Regions from separate parts of the Mus musculus genome. Here region 2 is linked to region 1. Evidence: chromatin loops called from intact Hi-C (ENCODE). Cell type or tissue: left cerebral cortex. All regions are shown on one strand. Each heading gives the region's core, and the rest is flanking DNA. Links, peaks and the distances in the headings are about the cores only.

Region 1 (9,702 bases), core at 739-8,738:
GAGCTAAAGGGATCTGCAACCCTACAGGTGGAACAACATTATGAGCTAACCAGTACCCCGGAGCTCTTGACTCTAGCTGCATATATATCAAAAGATGGCCTAGTCGGCCATCACTGGAAAGAGAGGCCCATTGGACTTGCAAACTTTATATGCCCCAGTACAGGGGAATACCAGGGCCAAAAAGGGGGAGTGGGTGGGCAGGGGAGTGGGGGTGGGTGGATATGGGGGACTTTTGGTATAGCATTGGAAATGTAAATGAGTTAAATACCTAATAAAAAATGGAAAAAAAAAAAAAAACAAAACTTAGTCACATAAAGCTGAAAAAAAAAAAATAAAAAAATAAACTCAATTCTCTGCCTCAGAGGGCCAAAATCAAGTTTTGGAAAAATTCTATTTAAAAGAACTGCAAAGAAGGAACTATACAAAATAATATTAACTGTGTTTGTGCCAGATACATTTTGGTATGTTTTTCCACAATTTTAGAATTTGCTGTAAATTTTTATTTATAACACTCAAGTAAGAATAAATGCCAAGGCATTCATTTTTTACTCAAGTGTTATCTAAATACAAATTTAATACCATTCAGTCAGTCTAGCTTAAACAGCAAGGTCCAGGTTCACTGAGGGAATCTGTCTCCAAAAGACAAAAAGGCAGAGAATCATAGAGAAAGACATATAATGTCACAACATGAACTGTGGCCTACATATGCATATTTAAAGACACGGCCTCCCTAAGAACACATATGCATAATGCAACATGCACAGATTTAAAAGTATAATTAAATAAAGTAATAAAAAAATGAATGCCTCACACCTGAAAGCAGTGAACATACTGAGATAACCTGACATTAATCCTTTCTTCATTTACAGTATTAGACAGATTTTTCCTAGCCAAGAGTTAGATAAAAGGCAGTACATTTGACATGGTGCCAGTTGAAGTCATTAATCCTGAAGATAACAATACAGGCCTGCCAGTCAGCAAGCATCATCAAGAAAAAAAGAAAAAAAGGTTGTCTTCATTGAAATCATCTACATGTCTAGACTTTGATGTGTCCATTGATGAATTAACTTATGAGAAATACCTAAAAAAATTCCCTTTGTTGTTTCAGTTGGGTTAATGATGACTTGTTTTGATTGCTGAATCAAGTTCCCTGCTATTTCTTACTAGACATGCATGAAAATTAGAATAGCCCCGACCTGTATGTTTGATAAATGCCAAACTGTTAGATATTATATTAAATTTAGAACTATCACATCAATATTTTGTAACTAGAGACAAAAATCACTTAAAAATAAATTACCTTTATGCAAAGTATGTTTGGATAGCAGTTAGTAATTCAAATAAATCCACAAACGTCATCTTCAAAGAGATCTCCTTCCCATTAAAAAACACACCCTGAGTCCCTCTCCTCAGCTCCTAGCAATTGCTAAGCTGTTTTCTGTCTCCATAGATTTGCATACTCAGTATATTTCAAAATATACAGTCATATAATACATTTTCTTTGCCTTTTTTCCTTTATCCTTTCAAGGAAAGCCATTTTAATAGAATGAGTTGTTAACTGCTGATTGGAACAAGCTCAATAATTCCAACCCAAGTTGCCTTTGGAATAATGGCCATTGTTCCTATCAGTAAATCACCACTTGATGTGATGAACGACGCTGAGCGCTGGGGTAAATCCAAGCCAAATCCAGCCTTACCCACTCATTGCCTTCCCTAATCTTGCTGCTCTCTATCTTGGGTGCTTGGCAATAGCTTGAATAAAATGCATACATCCACCTACTCATCTTTTTCTGTCCTTACATATACTCATCCCTAGAAGGCATTTTTACTTTTTGATCACCCTAATGTAATCTGGTTTTGGTTCCACATGCCTGCAATTCCAGCCTTTGAGAGCCACAGGCAGAAGGATTGCAAAACCAGCCTGGATTATATAAGACCCTGTCTTGAAATTCAAAATATAAGAAAGAAAACAAGTTAAAACATCACCCTGCATTTAAAAGCTCCCATATGAAACTTCCTCTGGCATGTTCTCTATGCACACACTTTCTCTACCTGGTACCTCTGCTGTTGGACTTACTATGGACGACACTATTAAATGTTTATGAATAAGTACTCCAGTAGATATTGGAAATTCTTATCTCTAATGTTTGTCCCAATGCCTATTACTAAGAAACCAATAAATTTTTGAATACATAAAAATGAGGAAATGGACAAAATGCCCACAAATAGTCTGTGAAGCACATTTAGATAAATTTGGACAACAGTGGATCCCAAAGCAGCATTAGCACCAGCATAGGCAACCTCAACACTTGATCAAAATGTGAGTTCATAGCCTCAACTCAAAACCTACTGAGTCATATATAGAGACCCCCTTCCCAGCAATCCATTGTTAACAAGAACCCCTGGTTACTGATATACACAGTTTATACACATTCCTGAAAACAGAGAAGACAGGAACAACTATCTTAACACAGTCTCTTGAAAACCACACATGGGTACCTGAGAGGTTCAAAAGGTAAAACCACTCACCACCAAGGCCCACAGCCTGAACTGAATGCCTGAGACTCACAAAATAGAAGGCAGAACAGACTCCTGAAAGTTGTCTTCTACCTGCAATTAGATGCTGTGGCATACATCACCACCCCCACCTATACATACTACTGTAATAAAATTAAGTTCAAAGGCCAATGCTTTTTCCAGAAGCCATGCTTTCCAGTTTTCTGTGTTCAGAGGTTGCTCATTGATAGCAGTCTGAAAGACTCCTTTTTCTGCTTCTCCACACTTCCATGCTGAAGTCTCTGGGATCATGCTTCTAGTCTCAAATCTCTATTCATTCTTGCCATGAATATTGTTTGTATAATAGCAACCATTTATTTCTCCAGTACCAACCTATCTGAAGGCACCTTGTGTGAATGTGCCTTCTCAGTGCTCCTACTTAAATCCTTATTATAATAGCACTTATCTTTACCACTCAAATCACAACTTTGTATTTTCACTGTCTGGATCACTTACATAACATTATCCTCAAATTCAGTAGTTTTAGGTTGCATGCATTTATTATCTTACACCTTTGTGGACCAGACAGGAATCTGGTATAAGCAGGACCCAACTGGGAAGGAATTAACTCCAAAACTCATTGAGGTATCCACACTTTGTCTTCACAACTGTTGGGTTGAGGGTCTAAATTCCTTACTGTGTGAACCTATTGACTGATATTGTCACTAAAACCAGCAAGAGAGACAGTCTTCTGGGAAGATGGAAGTCACTGTTTTCTGTAAGCTACTCACAGGTCTGGCATCTCCTCAGTTTTCCCCTAAACTAAACATTGGAAGTGAACCCCTTAGTGGACGTCACAGTAAAGAAGAAAATTGATTACCCAAGCTTCTGGATTCAAGGAAATTGGAATCCCAGAACACATTTCACAACCCTACCTCCTACTTTCTTAAGCATGTTTCATGTGGGTAAACACGGGGCTATGAAAGAATTATTTTTCTAACTTTAAGACAAGTCTGCTAGAAATGGTGAAGCTTATAAGTTTTGTCAAATTCACCTAACCAGTCAGAGACTCGTTAGGATTTGAACTTACTGGCTCCACACTATTCTGCCTGTGATCTTTGCATCTCTATGGTTGAATTTTTGTGTTGAATATATAATTCATCGCCTTATTCTTTACTTTTTCTTGTTAATGCTTACCTTTTTGTGACTAAACCCATCATGTGTTATCATCTTTAAATATCTAATAACATCAATGATTTCAGAAGCAATAGGCCTAGATATTTGCAAACTATGGTTCCTCAGTTTTCACACAGCAGTATCTCAATGTTAATTACTGTCACTGTTTATGTGGTAAAATGATACTGGAGTAAATTAACAAACATCTGCTTTTGTCCCAGATCCTAGCTCCTCTGGGTCTCATTGTGTTCATCTGTTAAATAAGATCATTGAAGTAGAGCCTTTATAAGGCTCTTTGGTTTATATAGCACAGCAAGATGCTGAGAGTGTGAAACACACAGTAAGTTCCACGAAGTCCCCTTGCTCCTCACACTCCTTCTTCTGGTGAGTTAGCCTGCACACTGAGACACTTCCACCCCCAGGCTTTCTGAAATTATTTACTGAATCAACAGAATTTCAGGCAGATGGTTTCTATATCCTTATGTCCTTAAAAAAAAAATCTGGCATGTGAAATGAACAGGGAGATTAAAATCTAGCTCTTCCTTTGTATTGTTTCCAGTTTTCCCTTTCTTCTCTTCTCTGCCTTTCCAGTTACCAGTGCTGTGAACTGAGAGAGCATCAGAACTTCGACCTGTCTTTATCACCACTGTGAAGTATTCTCTGAAATACATATAAGTCAAAAGAATGAATTATGATATGAAAGAATTGCTATGGCATATATCCCTTAATAGTTTTTCTATTTAAACTTTTAAACTATTTTCTCAGAGTCCTTACATGTTAACCAATCCAAGGTGGCCATTTGTAATTAAAATAAAGATCGGTTTTAATAGACTGAACTCAGCCTCACTTAATGGATATGAGTTTCTGATTTGCCAAGCTGATTTATGGCTTTTTTGAATTTTATCAACTATTAAACAGCTCATTTTTGGAAAGATTTATTAATGAAAAGTATACTTAGGTAACCAGAATGTTGCAATATAAATCAATATAAACCTGAAAGTGATAGTCACACAAGACTGTTCCATTCATCTCAATATTATGCAACATCACACAAACAGAGGCTTTTTATGCTTGAGTTGTTACCCACCCAGGCAGTCCAGGAGAAAAAATATCAAAGCACTGTCTGACTAGGGCTGTGTGAACATCCAAATAAAGTCCAAAGCCGATAATTACAGTTTTCTTCATACAGCAGATACTCAATGATCACTGAATATCTGAAAAACAAAAGATGAGAAAAACCAAACATCAAGGAATTTAGGATCTAAAGAACTGAGTCTACTTTGTTTTATTTCCAGGTGTTTTTCTAGAGTGGCTTCACAGCTAGATATGAGAAACAAAGGGACTGAGGCTTTTCATTGAAGGATATTAGCTATATGCTGTGCCACGTGAAATGCAATAGAAGTTCATAACAGAGATCATTCCTTGTGAACTCATATGCCACTGGATCTTGGTGTTAGAAGTAGGGGGCAGCCCCAGTACAGGGGAACGCCAGGGCCAAAAAGGGGGAGTGGGTGGGTAGGGGGTTGGGGGGGTGGGTATGGGGGACCTTTGGGATAGCATTGAAAATGTAAACGAGGAAAATACCTAATAAAGAAAAAAAAGAAAAGAAAAAAAAAAAAGAAGTAGGGGCAGTGAGTAAAGGTAGTTGCTTACAAACCAAAAGACTTGAACTAAATCATCAGGACTTCTGAATGGTTTCTTCTGATCTCCCCTGTAGTACACACACACACACACACACACACACACACACACACACACACACACACAAATATAAAATAAATAATTAAAATTATGATAAGCTGAAAAATGGAAACAGAATCTACAAACACAAAATCTCAGTGGCAAAGTCACAGGGTAGTGATTGACTATAAACAAGGTAAAGGAATAAGCAAGTGAGACATAAGAAACCCAAATAAACATGATATAAGGATAAAAGTCTTTACTAAAGTCCATCTACATGTTTGCAGTGGCTTTTGACCTACCTGTGGGATGTACAAAATATTCCCTTGAATAAAAAACAATCAAGCAAAGGTCTCCATTCTGGGCAATTCTGACAAAAAATACAAACACTAGTGTTCTGGGTAATATTTGCTTTCCAGGACTGCAATAATAAAGAGTATCAGACTCATGACTTCCTCAACAGAAACATATTTCCCTCACTCCTATTGGCTGGAGATCTGAAAATAGAAGGGCTGGTTTCTTCTCTCTTCCTGGTACCCCCTGGACCATGTCCTCCATGCATCTTCACATACTTTTCCTTCAAGAAGTCCTAACCTCTTTTTATACATGACACCTGTGATTCTGGACTAAGCTTATAAAAATTTTTGTCAATATTGTAAAAGATTCTGTCCTAAAATGTAATCATTTTCTGAGACAACACAGGTCAGAACGTCAGCATGTGAACTGGGGAGGAGAAGACAATGTAGAACACACAGATATGCTCACATGGAGTTAAGAGCAGAACAATGCAATTATACAACAAGAGGGTAGGCAAAGGGCCACAGGAAAGACTGACAGATGCCACATAATTTTACAGATATAATAACAGAAAATTTTTAAAGGAAAAAAAGGACCTTGTAAAGAAAACCCTGAGATGCAAAATGTAGTGTTAGAAAATATATTCCTGACTTCTCTGTGTTCTTCGCTCAGGTAACTATAAATTCTCACACACTACACTTGGGGTCTGTTATGCATACTTACACTACAGTGGTATATCCCTTACACTACAGGGAGGAGAAGAGCTCACAAGGCCTGGGAATCTCACAAAACTTAGAAAATTAGGGGAGCTCAGAAAATTGTGAGAGTCACAAGGCCTTTCTTCCAACACCAGGTTATAAGAACATTAAACAATCTCTGGGGGCGGGGCGGGAAGAGACCCTCTTCAGTGCAGCTGCCTGCAAATTGTGCAATGAGATTCTGGGATGCAACTTCTGGTCATCCATGGGGAGATGAGGTTAGGTGATGTAGCTACCCAAGGGACACCTAGGCTTCCATAAGGAATCTGAGTCAACTCACCGACTCACCAAGCTAGATGTGAGTAGGTTTTTTTTGGTTTTTTTGGGTTTTTTTTGTTTTTTTTTCTATCATAACTGCCCTATCTGAGATGAATAGATATGAGCTTATATTTTCCCAGAAAAAGTCACAGATGGAAACCTTAGACACCCCGTATTTCACTAGGGAAAGCAGTGTCTTCTCCAAAGACAACTTTGATAATTGGTGACAAAACCTGATTCACACTTAATGTTCTTTCCACCACTACATAGTGCCTGAAAAAAAAAAAAAAACAAAAAACAAAAAACACCATTCCAGTGATCATAGTTTTTTGGTTTTTGTTTTTAAAGAAAAAAAAACTTATTTTTGCAACGGACTTAGAAATCTGTATTGCCTTGCTATACAGGTGAAATGTGACTGTACCATCAAGGTCTGTACTGAAAGATATAGGATCTACTAGGCACATATCCCTAAATAAATTGAAGCCACTAAGTTTTAACAAACTAAAAGTCTAGTTCTTCTGTTTTCCTGGCTATATTCCAAATGCTTGCGGGCCTATATGTGTTTGGAAGCTACCATAGCAGACAGTACAGATATACAGAAGACTCTAATTCAGCAAGTACCCCTGGGACATACCAGTCCAGCATATTGGAGAAAGCATGGAAGCTTTTTTTTTTCCAGAAAGTCTTATGAAGCTTAACGGTGAAGAATTTTTCAAATAGCAAGTGACAGCTTATTTCTAATACAAATGCATGTGTTCACAGCACAAAGAAGTCTCTCACAAAAACCTCTGTTGTAAATTTCAACTTCGTATTGGCCTTTATTTAAACAAAGCTCAACTTTTCTAGAAGTCTACAGTCATAAAGACACATTGCTGATACTCCCTAATATAAATTATGTTGGATAATCTCAAATGACCAAATATAAATCAAGGTTATTCCAAAAACTCCCCCTTCCTAAAGAAACTCTGGATTTTTCTCTCACATATAACATACTACCGATATGCCTGAATGATATTTTATTACAATGTTTAAGCTCTAGTGAAGAATTCCTCTGCCCATATGTAAATTTTAAGACAAGAATTTACTGCTAAAACTTTTCCTAACTTCACAAAAAATGCATTATAATATAAAACTACAAAACACTACAACCTTTATATTTCAACAATGACAAATTTTATGAGGTTATAGTTGTAGAGATGTGAATGAATATTCTGAGAGGTATCAGTGACATAGATACCAGCAGACCTCTGGGTAGAATTTGCCTTAAGGACAGGCTCAAAATCCCAGATAGAGTACATCTCAAAGGATAGTACATCTCAGCGGTACCCCACAAACCACAGAAAAGATTTTTCTAAACAACAAGAGCTCATAACTTCTCTACAAACCTACTAAGTTGGAATCTCCGTTAGCAGAATATTGTTCTTCCCATCTTTATAAGCTCCTTGGATAATTCTTCTTCTACTACAATTTAAGGCAAACATGAATTATGAAATAAAATGGAAAACCCATATGCTTGATATATGTCTGTAGTGAGGGATTATTAGTCATCCCGGCTATAACAGTTCCATACAAGGTGGAGAAGAACATCATTTATAAAGCAGATAGCATTAAATGTTTTGTGGCTGTTTTCTTATTCTGAAACCGGAATACTGACAGTATTTTCAATTATAATTAGAAAACGCCTCACTCCTCCAAACAGTTACCTAACCTGCATACACAATTATATGGTCTTCCTGAACATGTAGGAGAGAGAAAAACAACTTCTGACAGTCATTTTTAAGTTTTTCTGATTTTAGAGCCTTTCTTTTATTAGCTTGCAATTTTTTCACTGTAAAAATCAGATGTGCCCTAAATGTACATCTAATGAACTGAAACTGCACGTGAAATACTGACAATTAGTAAAAGACATCACAATGTGAAAACATTAGTCAATTCTTTTAAAAAGGAAAACAAGGCAGACGTTGTGGCTTGCTCCAATTATCCCAGGATTTAGGAAGATGAGACAGGAAGAATACCATGAATTCAAGGTCCTCTTGGGATATATAGTAATTTCCAGGCAAGCCTATGCTACATAGTGAAACTCTACATAAAAGGAAAAATAGTAACACCATAATAATAATCATTCTAAAGATTTACATTTTAAAAATAGAAAGGAAAACCATACCAAGATGTATCACTTGAGTTAACACCCAATGATCCAAATCAATCCGTTGATTTTATTTAATATTTTGACAAATAGTAGAAAGGAAAAGAACAATTTACTTAATTAATAAAGTTGGTCTTGCCTGATGACTGTAATGTACATAATGCCTGGGAATTGAGAGGGAAATTATATATATAAAGACACAGAGAGAAAGAGAGAGTCTAAGCTGGACAGTTTATACTGAATGCTATTAAGCATAGTCCTACAGAAAACAATGTGGATGACCAGAAAAAAAATATAAATCACCATGAGGGAGAAAATAATATCTTCTCCAAGCGAGAAATTCCATATATCTTCAAGAGTTGAGAGGACAATAGGAGAACTTAAAGGGATATGAATGGATACAAGCAGGACTTTCCATAAGGCTAACTGAACAGCTACTGTGTCCTTAGCACTCATCCGTGCTCGTTTTACGCATTTCAGCACTTCATAAACCTAGTCATTGCAAGCCTGAGCTTCCATAGTACCAATGAGTCAACTCAAAAGAAAACCCCAGAGAGTCTCTTTCACACCCTGAGATATTGCTGGTAACTGAGTCATCATCAGGGAGGGTGCAAAATGTACTGATAAATTACTTCCCAACCTGCTAGATCATTTTGCTTGGCAAGTGTCCACAGTGTTGCTGACACAGCCTGGAGACCTTTGTGTGCTAAAGCAGCATGTTTTGTTCCTCCTTTATAAGAAGCAGGAGCGCTCTTCATCAGCCTATTACTGTCTAAATAAAGTGAGATGGTGACAGGTGTAGTCTATGGGACTCAATACACTCCTTTTTATCCTGGCAAGAGGATCTATCACCCATCCAAAAAGACATTCAGTCCCTGAAAACACGATTTT
Region 2 (9,702 bases), core at 1,194-9,193, 160 kb before region 1:
TATGGGGTATATGGTTCTTTCATGTTCTAGATGAAGAAGCGATAAGCTGGTGAAAGCTGCATAGTCCCAGAAATAAAGACAAAAACCATAGGAAAAGGTGTAATATGGGTGGTCACAAGAGGAGCCATATACCAGGTGGAACACAAGAGCTCCATAAGTGATACAAACAGCTTAGTGAGGAAGTGCCCAGTACAATTCTGAGGGTCTAGAATGTCTGCCTAGGAGTTATTATCAGAAATCTCTCTTGAGTGCATGGGGAAGTACTATTGGCACTAAGTGTGAATGTTTATCCAAAATCCTGAAATAGAAGCCTCAGATGTCCAAATGAAGAGAAGCTGATTCCAATTCAATTTAATCCTCTTGCCTTTTCATGCAAAATACTGTGTAATATAAGCATACCATCCTTCCTTCTCATGCTCAGTGGAACTTTAGAAATAGGCACTAAAGAACCTGTTCTCCAAACCCTTTTAAGTATTTTATTTTATTTTTCACTGTATGTGTTTTACATGTTTATAGGTTCTTGGCCTTCCGGTAAGTCTGTTTAACACCAGCATCTAATCTTCTGAGACTGGCGTTACAGATGGTTATAAACCTATCTTCTGGTACCGAGAATTGAACCAGGGTATTCTGTAAGGAACATTATTAGCTGTTGAGCCATCGCTCCAGACTCCAGATAATTTCTACACAGGCTCTCCAGAAAGCCAGTGTTCTATATTCTTAACATGAAGGAAAAATACTTTTAAAAGGAGTGTCCTAAGCCAGTCTTAGCTAATAAGCATTGGATTTATTTGTTAGACTTTTGAGAAGGTAATTTAGTAATTAAGAAAAGAGATCCTTAAATAATATAGTTAAACTGAATGCAAATATACACGGGTACACATATTCTTAGTCTCCTTCCCAATTTTACCCAAGGCTGACCTATGGAAATGTTAGTGAAAGATCTTATTCATGAGGCTTAGATTCACTAGTAATGGGGGGAAGAATATTATACATAGAAAACTACCCTCCATCTCCCTGCTGGGGGCATGCAGAAACGCATCAAAACCCCACTCAGGATATCCAGTGATATTTCTGAGTCTGTGGGAAGGGAGAATGGTTTGCTTGCTTGCTTGCTTGCTTGCTTGCTTGCTTGCTTGCTTGCTTGCTTGCTTGCTTGTGTGTTTTGTTGTGGATAGGGGATGGGAGAGACATAGATAGAGATTTATTACAAATATTTCCAGATCTCTAGTATTTCTGCAGTGTAAGGTGCCAATGTGGCAGGACCCTAAGGTCACCTTCAGTGCAATGCTTTCCCAGGAGGACTCCCAGAACTCAGAAAGTCATTCTTCTTCCAGTCACAGGGTCTGGTTGTGAAAGGACACAGCCACAAGCTAGCAAAAAGAAGAGGCTCACCAAGCAGAGTCCACAGGAGTCCCAGGTGCAGTTTCCATTTCTTTCTCTCAGTGGAGTCATACAGATGGCTGCTGTGGTTTAATGGGAAATGCTCCCTGTAGGCCCATGGGTATGAACATTGAGTTCTCTGCTAGCAGCACTGTTCTGGGAGCTTGTGAAACCTTTAGAAAAAAGAGCCTCACTAGAGGAAGTAGAAACACCAGGACAAGCCTTGAGGCCTTATTGCCCTGTGCCACTTCTTGTCCCAACTCTGCTTCCAGATTTGCAGAGTTATAAGCAAGTAACTGCAGCACTGAGATGGCCCCTGCCAAGAACATCCTTTCATCATGGATGGTAATACTGTATCACTAAGACAATGTGACAAAATAAACCTCTCCTCTAGTAAGTTGTTTCTTGACAGGTATTTGGTCACCATAACTAGAAAAGTAACTAAAATAATGGCTCTGTCCTAATTAGAGTTATTGTTGCTGTGATCAATTGCCCACAATCAAAATCAACTCAAGGAGTTTATTTGGTTTACATTTCTAAATCATTGCTCGTCATGGAAGGAAGTCAGGGCAGAAACATAAGCAGGATAGGGACATGGAGGAAGGAACTGATACAAAGTCTATGGAGGGGTGCTGCTGACTGATTTCCTCTACATAGGTTGTTCTTATAGAATCCAGAACCACTAGCCAAGGGGTGGCACCACTCACAGTGAGTTTAGCCTTAGATTTTATTTTCCTAATTCAAGTTCCCTCCTTTCATATCACTCTAGCTAATGTCAACTTAACATAAAAGTAGCCAATGTGAAAATGTGCATTTTCAAAGCAGAAGAACTTGCAAACTTTAGTGTTCAGAGTTTTATTGAGGCATGGAAATATAGCATAACTCCAACTGCTTCCTGATTGAGTGTCCTGTCACTAGCCCCACAGACGTAGATGTAGGGTACTACATGATCCAACTAGCCCTACTGTGAATCATATTCCTAGCATAGAGTATCACACATAAACCTAGGCACTAGACAGAGTCTAAGTTTTATTAACAGGATATCCCAAGAGCTTAAGAGATTATCCTGTAGAAGCTAATAGAAGGCTAGACCATTGTTTTGGAAAAGTTAAGATTTTATTGAAAACTGAACAGATGAATCTGTTAGTATCACAAAAACAATCAGTATAGTTTGTTGTTGTTGTTGTTGTTGTTGTTGTTTTAGCATTTGATTAACTTAACAAAGTGAAATTTCATCTTCCCCCAAGGATCCAGCAACCTGATGATGCTATAAGCAGTGTGTGGGATATTCTGAAACTTTTCATTTTAATTATAATATGTAATTAATATGTGATATAATTGACTTCAATTATGTTTTAGTGGGTCCTTATGGCTCCACATAGCATAACAGCTCCACAGTGGTGAGATCAAGTCTCAAACTTTATGGGCTTCTAAGTAGGTCCATAGGTCAGTCCCTAGTCACAATAGGTAAGTGATCCCCACTGTCAGCCCATTTGTAATAAACTTTCCAACCAAAGGAGAAGATGAGAAGAAGTGTGAGATTTGGAACACATAAACCTCTGTTGAATGCCTGGATGACGTGAAACAACTGCAAAGTGAACTAGAATCTTATCTTCTAACTATAAGTTATAATCAGAATTATAACCAGAGGTGATGACCAGAATTATATAGCTTTGATGACCAAGCCAAACCCAGAAACAGTCTCGTCAGTACAACCTCACATATGTCAGCGTTATGAGACTGTTTGCATTATCAGCCCCAAGGGAAAAGAAAGAAGAGTGGGATGAGCAGGCTCAGCAGTGTCTGCGTCATTAAGCTCTCTCCAAGGAAGTGACAAAATGACTAGTGGCTATATTTTTAAACCAAATCTAGAGAGCCCTCAAGTTTGAGTAAAACTGTTATTTGAGTGCCTGTCTTCTCAGCCACCACCCCCATACATATGTTGAACACATTATACCATCAACAGAGCATTTTTAAATATAAAAAGCAATACTGATTTTGTATCGTGCACATCAAGAAGTCCAGATTAAAAATGGAATTCTAGTCGAAAAGTTCAAAAAAGGACAAATGCACTACATGTAATTTCCTCAAATTGGAAAATATGAAAAAGTGTATTATTGCCTTGCATGCTAAGCCACACAACTTGAAACTCTAATGCCTTCTAAGATAACGGCACAAATCACATGTCAATTTCCTGACTCCCATAGGTAGTAGTTTGGATAATCTGCAACAATTGCTTAATATTTTTCAGAGACTAATTTTTTTCTTTTGTGAAAGAGTGTGATTACCAGATCAATTTAGTTTTTCTTACCTGACCTGATGAGCAGAAGGGATGATGCACAAACATGAAGCCTGGTGTCCAACAGGTTTTAAATCATGACCCACAGAGCTGCCCAATAACAACCTGGGAAATGAGGACCAGGTCTTGAAAATGCTCAGTTAAGATGAAGTGCTATGGGGGATTACTTTAAAATGTAGCTTCTATAGTTTATTTATGAGTATAAATAGATATGTTAGATAATTCCTGCTAAGGTGTGCTGTGGCTTGGGAGGCAGAGCCAGGCGGATTTCTGAGTTTGAGGCCAGCCTGGTCTACAAAGTGAGTTCCAGGACAGCCAAGGCTACATAGAGAAACCCTGTCTCAAAAAACCAACCAAACAGACAGACAAACAAACAAACAAACAACAAAAAAAAAAACCCTATTTTCATCTTAAGGGAAAAACTGAAGACTTTCCATGCTAATTGTGCCTTTAAGGTACATAATGTCAGTTGTCTACATGACATTGTGTCCTTTCTACATATATCTAGATTTTGCTGAGTAATACTATGTCTACTTTTGGGAACTTCCCACCTAACACGTAGAAGCCATTTAACCCAGTCCTGCTGGCAAACCAGCTATAAAGATATTTCTTCAGAAAAACGCCCCAGAATCTTGTCTTTCCGTTCTAGGTAAAGTAAATCCCACAAATTCTATCTTACTAGTTCTTACTTTGAACATAAAAATAATCTCTGGAGTTACAGCTACCATTTTGAGATTATGAGGTGACTAAATGATGAAAAACAGAAGATAGAGACACGGAAAAAGATGAACCATGTGTCTTTTGTCAGTGGGGACACACTTGCTGCCACCACAAGAATCCCTGAACCATAGTGGGCAGTGACGGCTGCACTCTATAGCAGTCACGTGGCACTTCGCCCATCACCATGGCACAGAGAAGAGAACTTGGCAGAAACACTCACTCTTAAAGGTTCCTGCCCCAAAATAGCACAAGCTACATCTGCTCCCATCCCAATGGTTAAAGCACATTACGTAACTATACCTCACATCCAGGAGGAAACTAGCAAAATCATACCATGTGTCAAAAAGGAAGAAAATCAAAACATTGATTAACAGCTTCGATGAACAGTTACAATTTTCCTTATGTGAGGAAAAATATATCCTGTTTGTTGAGTCACTTTGGATTGGATTTCCTATAACTTCTAACCAAAAAAAAAAAAAAAAAAATTAGTCAATAAGCCTTCAAATTGTCTGAATTGCTAAGATTGCCTATGTAAAAGTCTATAAAATTACATAGCATTGTTTTGGTCTTGCTTACACAGCCTTTTCTAGGAAAGACATTTTCACAACAGGCTTCCTGGTATTCTGACATTTACAAGCTTTCTGTCTCTCTTCCATAATGCCTCCTGAGTCACAGAAGCAGGAGCTGTGATGTAAATATATCCATTAGGGCTAGGCTGCCCTTGATCTGTTGATCTCTGCACTGTAACCACTTATGGGTTTCTGTGATTGTCTCCAATTTCTATGAAGGGAAGATTCTATGAAAAGGGGCAGTAGCTACATATATCTGTGTATATAAGAATAAGATTTGAAATGTAGTAAGGAATAATGCTGGTTTGGCAAAGTGGTGGTAGTAGATTATTTTCTAAGGTCCATGATCTCACTATTCTCAGGCAATTGAATGGGTTCTCAAGTACTTTCCAAGTACTATTGTTTTTCTCTTAAGTGGATCTTACATCCTAGTAGACAGCTTTTAGTTACTACCATGCAAGTGCCTAAGTGTCCCTAATTCAGCAATGGGGACTTACCTTAAAGTTCTGAAAGGAGTCACTTGGGCTACCCTGGCAGAAGGAAGTCTCGATATCAAAAGACATCCTAATGTACAGTGAGGAAGTGTCATGAGATCCAACACTAGCCAAGGAATTCTACATAATTTATGACTGCTGGGAGAGGGAAAATTACCCCCTTCCTGGAATGGGCCCCTGTAGTAGTTTAAAAAAGAATGGCTCTCATATAGATTCAGTCTTTAATTCACAGTTTGCGTCACTCTTTGGGAATAATTAAGAAGTATGGCCTTGTTGGAAGGAGTGCATCACTGGGCTAGGAGCTGAGGTTTCAAACACCTACACCATTCCTAGATAGCTCTCCCTGATTCATGGCTTATGGATAAGCTCTCATCTAATGTTCCAGTACCACAGCAGCCAGCAGCTGTGCTCCCCACCATAATTATAACTCTCTGGAGCTGCGAGCCCAAAATTAAAGGCTTTCTTCTATAACTTGCCTAGCTCATGGTGTCTTGTTACAGTAATGGAAAAGTCACTAAGAGAGAATCTAGTACAAAGATGGGGTATTGTTGTGGCCACTCTGGCCATGCTGCTTTGGGATTTCAGGGTGGACCATAGGAAAGATTTTGGAACTTTGGACTAAGAAAGTGCTTGAATACTATAAGCAGGGTTTAACAGACTATTCTATTAAGAGTTTGGAAGAAAGTAGTGCTAAAAGCAATGTAGCTAGGTAAACCCAGCTCAAGAGATTTCATAGTAGAACAATATTAGCAACTGGGCTAGTGGCCATTCTTGAAATATTTTGGCAAATAATGTTGCTTTCTTTTGTGTATGTCAAAAGAATATGCCTCGGGCTAAATTGAAATTTTTAATTAATTTCCTTGCTGGAGGACGTTCCAAGACAGCCTAATATTGATTCTGTCATATGTGTATTAGTAATCATTCCTATGGGAGTGTGCAAGGAAAAGAACAAGCAAGGCAAAAAGAAAAAACACAACATGGAGTTTGAAGCAAAAGAAAGACCACCAGGAAATGTAGAGCTGTAGTCAAGGCTTGTGCTGGAAGAGGTAAGACTAAAGACAGCTGGGTTCTGAAATGAAATAAAGGGAGAGAAAGACAACACCCAAGTAAGCTTTCAACAATTAAAAAAAAAAAAGAAAGAAAAGACCTGAGGACCTTTCTACCCCTAAAACAACACTACAAGGGAAAGTTTCTGCAAATATAGGGGGTCAGGATCCACCCAAGTGATCAGCCAAACTTGATAGGATTGTGCACATGTTCTGACTTTAGAGTCATGCAGGATACACAAGTAAAGGAATCATGGAATCTTCCTTTGCAGTTGAGGAGAGCTTCTGAGTCCACGCATGCAGCAGGGAATTCCTTGAATGGAGATCCTGAGATGCCATTGCATAGAGCTGTGAAACTGAAACCTGGATTACACTGGTAAGCTCAAGATTTTAGAGATGCTAGAACCATAAAACATCTTCCAAAGCAAGTTGTAAACATGAGGTGAAATATCTGCTGTAGGAAGCAGAGGCACAAGGGCAGAGCCATCCAAGCGCTTTGACACGAGGTATGAAATTGTAGAATTTGGAGTATTCCTGTTGGGGGGTTAGACTTGCTTTGGTTCACTATTTAATCACTATGACCCCAGTGCTCTTCTTTAGAATGGCAGTGTACATTCTGTGCCATTATATGTTGCCAGATTATAATTGCTTTTGGCTTTAGGGTGTAACTGTTAGTAAACTGCCTTCCATTTCAGAAGAGACTGGATTTTTAGGAAGTGTTGACTGTGAAAGACAATGGGAATATTTGAAATTGGACTAACTTGCATTTTTGCATTATGAAACAGCCAACAGCCTCTGATGGCCATGGAATGGGACATGATGGCTCAAATAAAAATGCTCTATGTGCTTGAATAGTTGACCTCACGTTGATGGGACTGTCTAGGAAGGATTAGGAGTTGTGGTCTTGTTGGAAAAGGTTTGTCACTGGGGACAGGATTTGAGGTTTCAAAAGATTCACCCACAACCCCAGTGGCTCCTTTCTGCTTCCAAGATGCCACTTTTACTTAATAGAAAGTACTCATCCCCTAACCACATACATACCAACAAAGGTATGTTTTATATTTACATGCTTATATTTTTGTGCACATTAATAATAATCAAATTTTAAAAGCCTAACAATTTGAAAATATGCCACATGGGAGGAGTTGAAGGAAGAGTACCTGGGAGAGACAAAAGGGAAGAAAGGAAATGTAAAAAGCCATATCCTCTTGTTTTACTTAAAAATTTATTTAAAGTAAAGATTATATAACAAAGTAGAATTCAGTTCTATTCAGAAGCATTATAGCTTTTTTATTATTATAATTGACCTTCAAATGATTTCTCTTTGAAGAGAGATTTAATGGTAAGCTCTAAAATCAATGCTTTTCAGTTCTTTTCATTTTTTTAGTAGATTTTTCTTTACTTACATTTTTAATGTTGTCCCCGTTCCTAGTTTTCCCTCCAGAGATGCCCTATCTCCTTGCTTCTCCCCCTGCTCACCATCCCACACATTCCCACTTCCTGGCCCTGGCATTCCCCTACACTGGGGCATCAAGCCTTCACAGAACCAAGGGCCTCTTCTCCCATTGATTACCATAAAGGCCATTCTCTGCTACTTATGCAGTTGGAGCCATGAGTCCCACCATGTGTACTCTTTGGTTGGTGGTTTACTCCCAGAGAGCTCTGGGGGGGTACTGGTTGGCTCATATTGTTGTTCCTCCTATGGGGCTGTAAACCCCTTTAGCTCCTTAAGACCTTTCTCTAGATCCTCCATTGGGGACTCTGTGCTCAGTCCATTAGATGGCTGAGAGCATCCACCTCTGTATTTGTTAGGTAGTGGTAGAGACTCTCAGGAGAGAGCTATACCAGGCTTCAGAAAGTACTTGTTGGCATCCACAATAGTGTCTGGGTTTGGTGACTGTATATGGGATGGAAACCCAGGTGAGGCAGTCTCTGGATGGCCTTTCCTTCAGTTTCTGTTCCACAATTTTTCTCTATAACTCCTTCCACGGGTATTTTGTTCCCCCTTCTAAGAAGGACTAAAATATCACACTTTGATTTGCATTTCCCTGATGACTAAGGATGTTGAACATTTCTTCAGGTGCTTCTCAGCCTTTTGAGATTCCTTAGTTGAGAATTCTTATATTGAAGAATGCTCTGTCTCCCATTTTTATAGGGTTATTTGATTCTCTAAAGTTTAACTTCCTGAGTTCTTTTTATATATTGGATATAAGCCATCTATCAGATATAGCACTGGTAAAGATCTTTTCACAATCTGTTGGTTGCCATTTTGTCCTGTTGACAGTGTTCTTTGCCTTACAGAAGCTTTGCAATTTTATGAGGCCCCATTTGTCAATACTTGATCTTAGAGCATAAGGTGTTGGTGTTCTGTTCAGGAAATTTTCCCCTGTGCCCATGTGGTCAAGGCTCTTACTCACGCTTCCTTTTCTATTAGTTTCCAGGTATCTGGTTTTATTTGGAGGTCCTCATCCACTTAAACTTGAGCTTTGTACAAGGAGATAAAACTGGATTGATGTGCGTTCTTCTACATGCTATCCACCAGTTGAATCAACACCATTTGATGAAAATGTTGTCTTTTTTTCCATTGAATGATTTTAGCACCTTTGTCAAAGATCAAGTGACCATAGGTGTGTGGGTTCATTTCTGGATCTTCAATTTTATTCCATTGATCTACCAGCCTCTCACTGTACCAGTACCATGCAGTTTTAGTACAGCTTAAGGTCAAGGATAGTGGTCCCACCAGAAATTCCTTTATTATTGAGAATAGTTTTCCCTATCCTAGGCTTTTGTTATTCCAAGTGAATTTGCAAATTGCTCTTTCTAACTCTTTGAAGAATTGAGTTGGAATTTTGACAGGATTGCATTGAATCTGTAAATTGCTTTCAGGAAGACGGCCATTTTTTCTTTATTAATCCTGACAATCCAGGAGCATGGGAGATCTTTCTTCTAAGATGTTCTTAAATTTCTTTCTTCATACTTGAAGTACTTGTCATGCAGATATTTCACATACTTAGAGTCACACCAAGGCATTTTATATTATTTGTAACCTTTGTGAAAAGTGTTGTTTCCAGAATTTCTTTGTGTAGAGAAAGGTCACTGATTTGTTTGAGTTCATTTTATATCCAGCTACTGCACTGAAGCTGTTTATCAGGTTTAGGAGTTCTCTGGTGGAATTTTTAGGGTCACTTATATAT

Evidence for each region. Hi-C counts contacts between places; a loop is a spot of excess contacts. Peaks named below come from ENCODE experiments on the same cell type or tissue, not always from the same donor. Only the 100,000 strongest peaks of a DNase experiment are listed, where the experiment ranks them.
Region 2: a loop joins it to region 1, with 5 times the contacts of the local background. A loop is called at or near these places in 5 of 42 quality-filtered maps.

The regions. Positions count from the first base shown.
Region 1 is chr15:44,851,648-44,861,349 of GRCm38, reverse strand. No RefSeq gene overlaps it. Among named protein-coding and RNA genes, the nearest start is that of Gm33852, 19 kb to the right of the region's middle. In left cerebral cortex, for the core only: no CTCF peak of the experiment used is centred there; DNase peaks (open chromatin) are centred at 1,786 and 4,076; H3K27ac peaks cover 2,590 bases.
Region 2 is chr15:45,011,836-45,021,537 of GRCm38, reverse strand. No RefSeq gene overlaps it. Among named protein-coding and RNA genes, the nearest start is that of Gm23343, 69 kb to the right of the region's middle. In left cerebral cortex, for the core only: no CTCF peak of the experiment used is centred there; DNase peaks (open chromatin) are centred at 3,229, 3,762, 4,590 and 5,037; H3K27ac peaks cover 4,674 bases.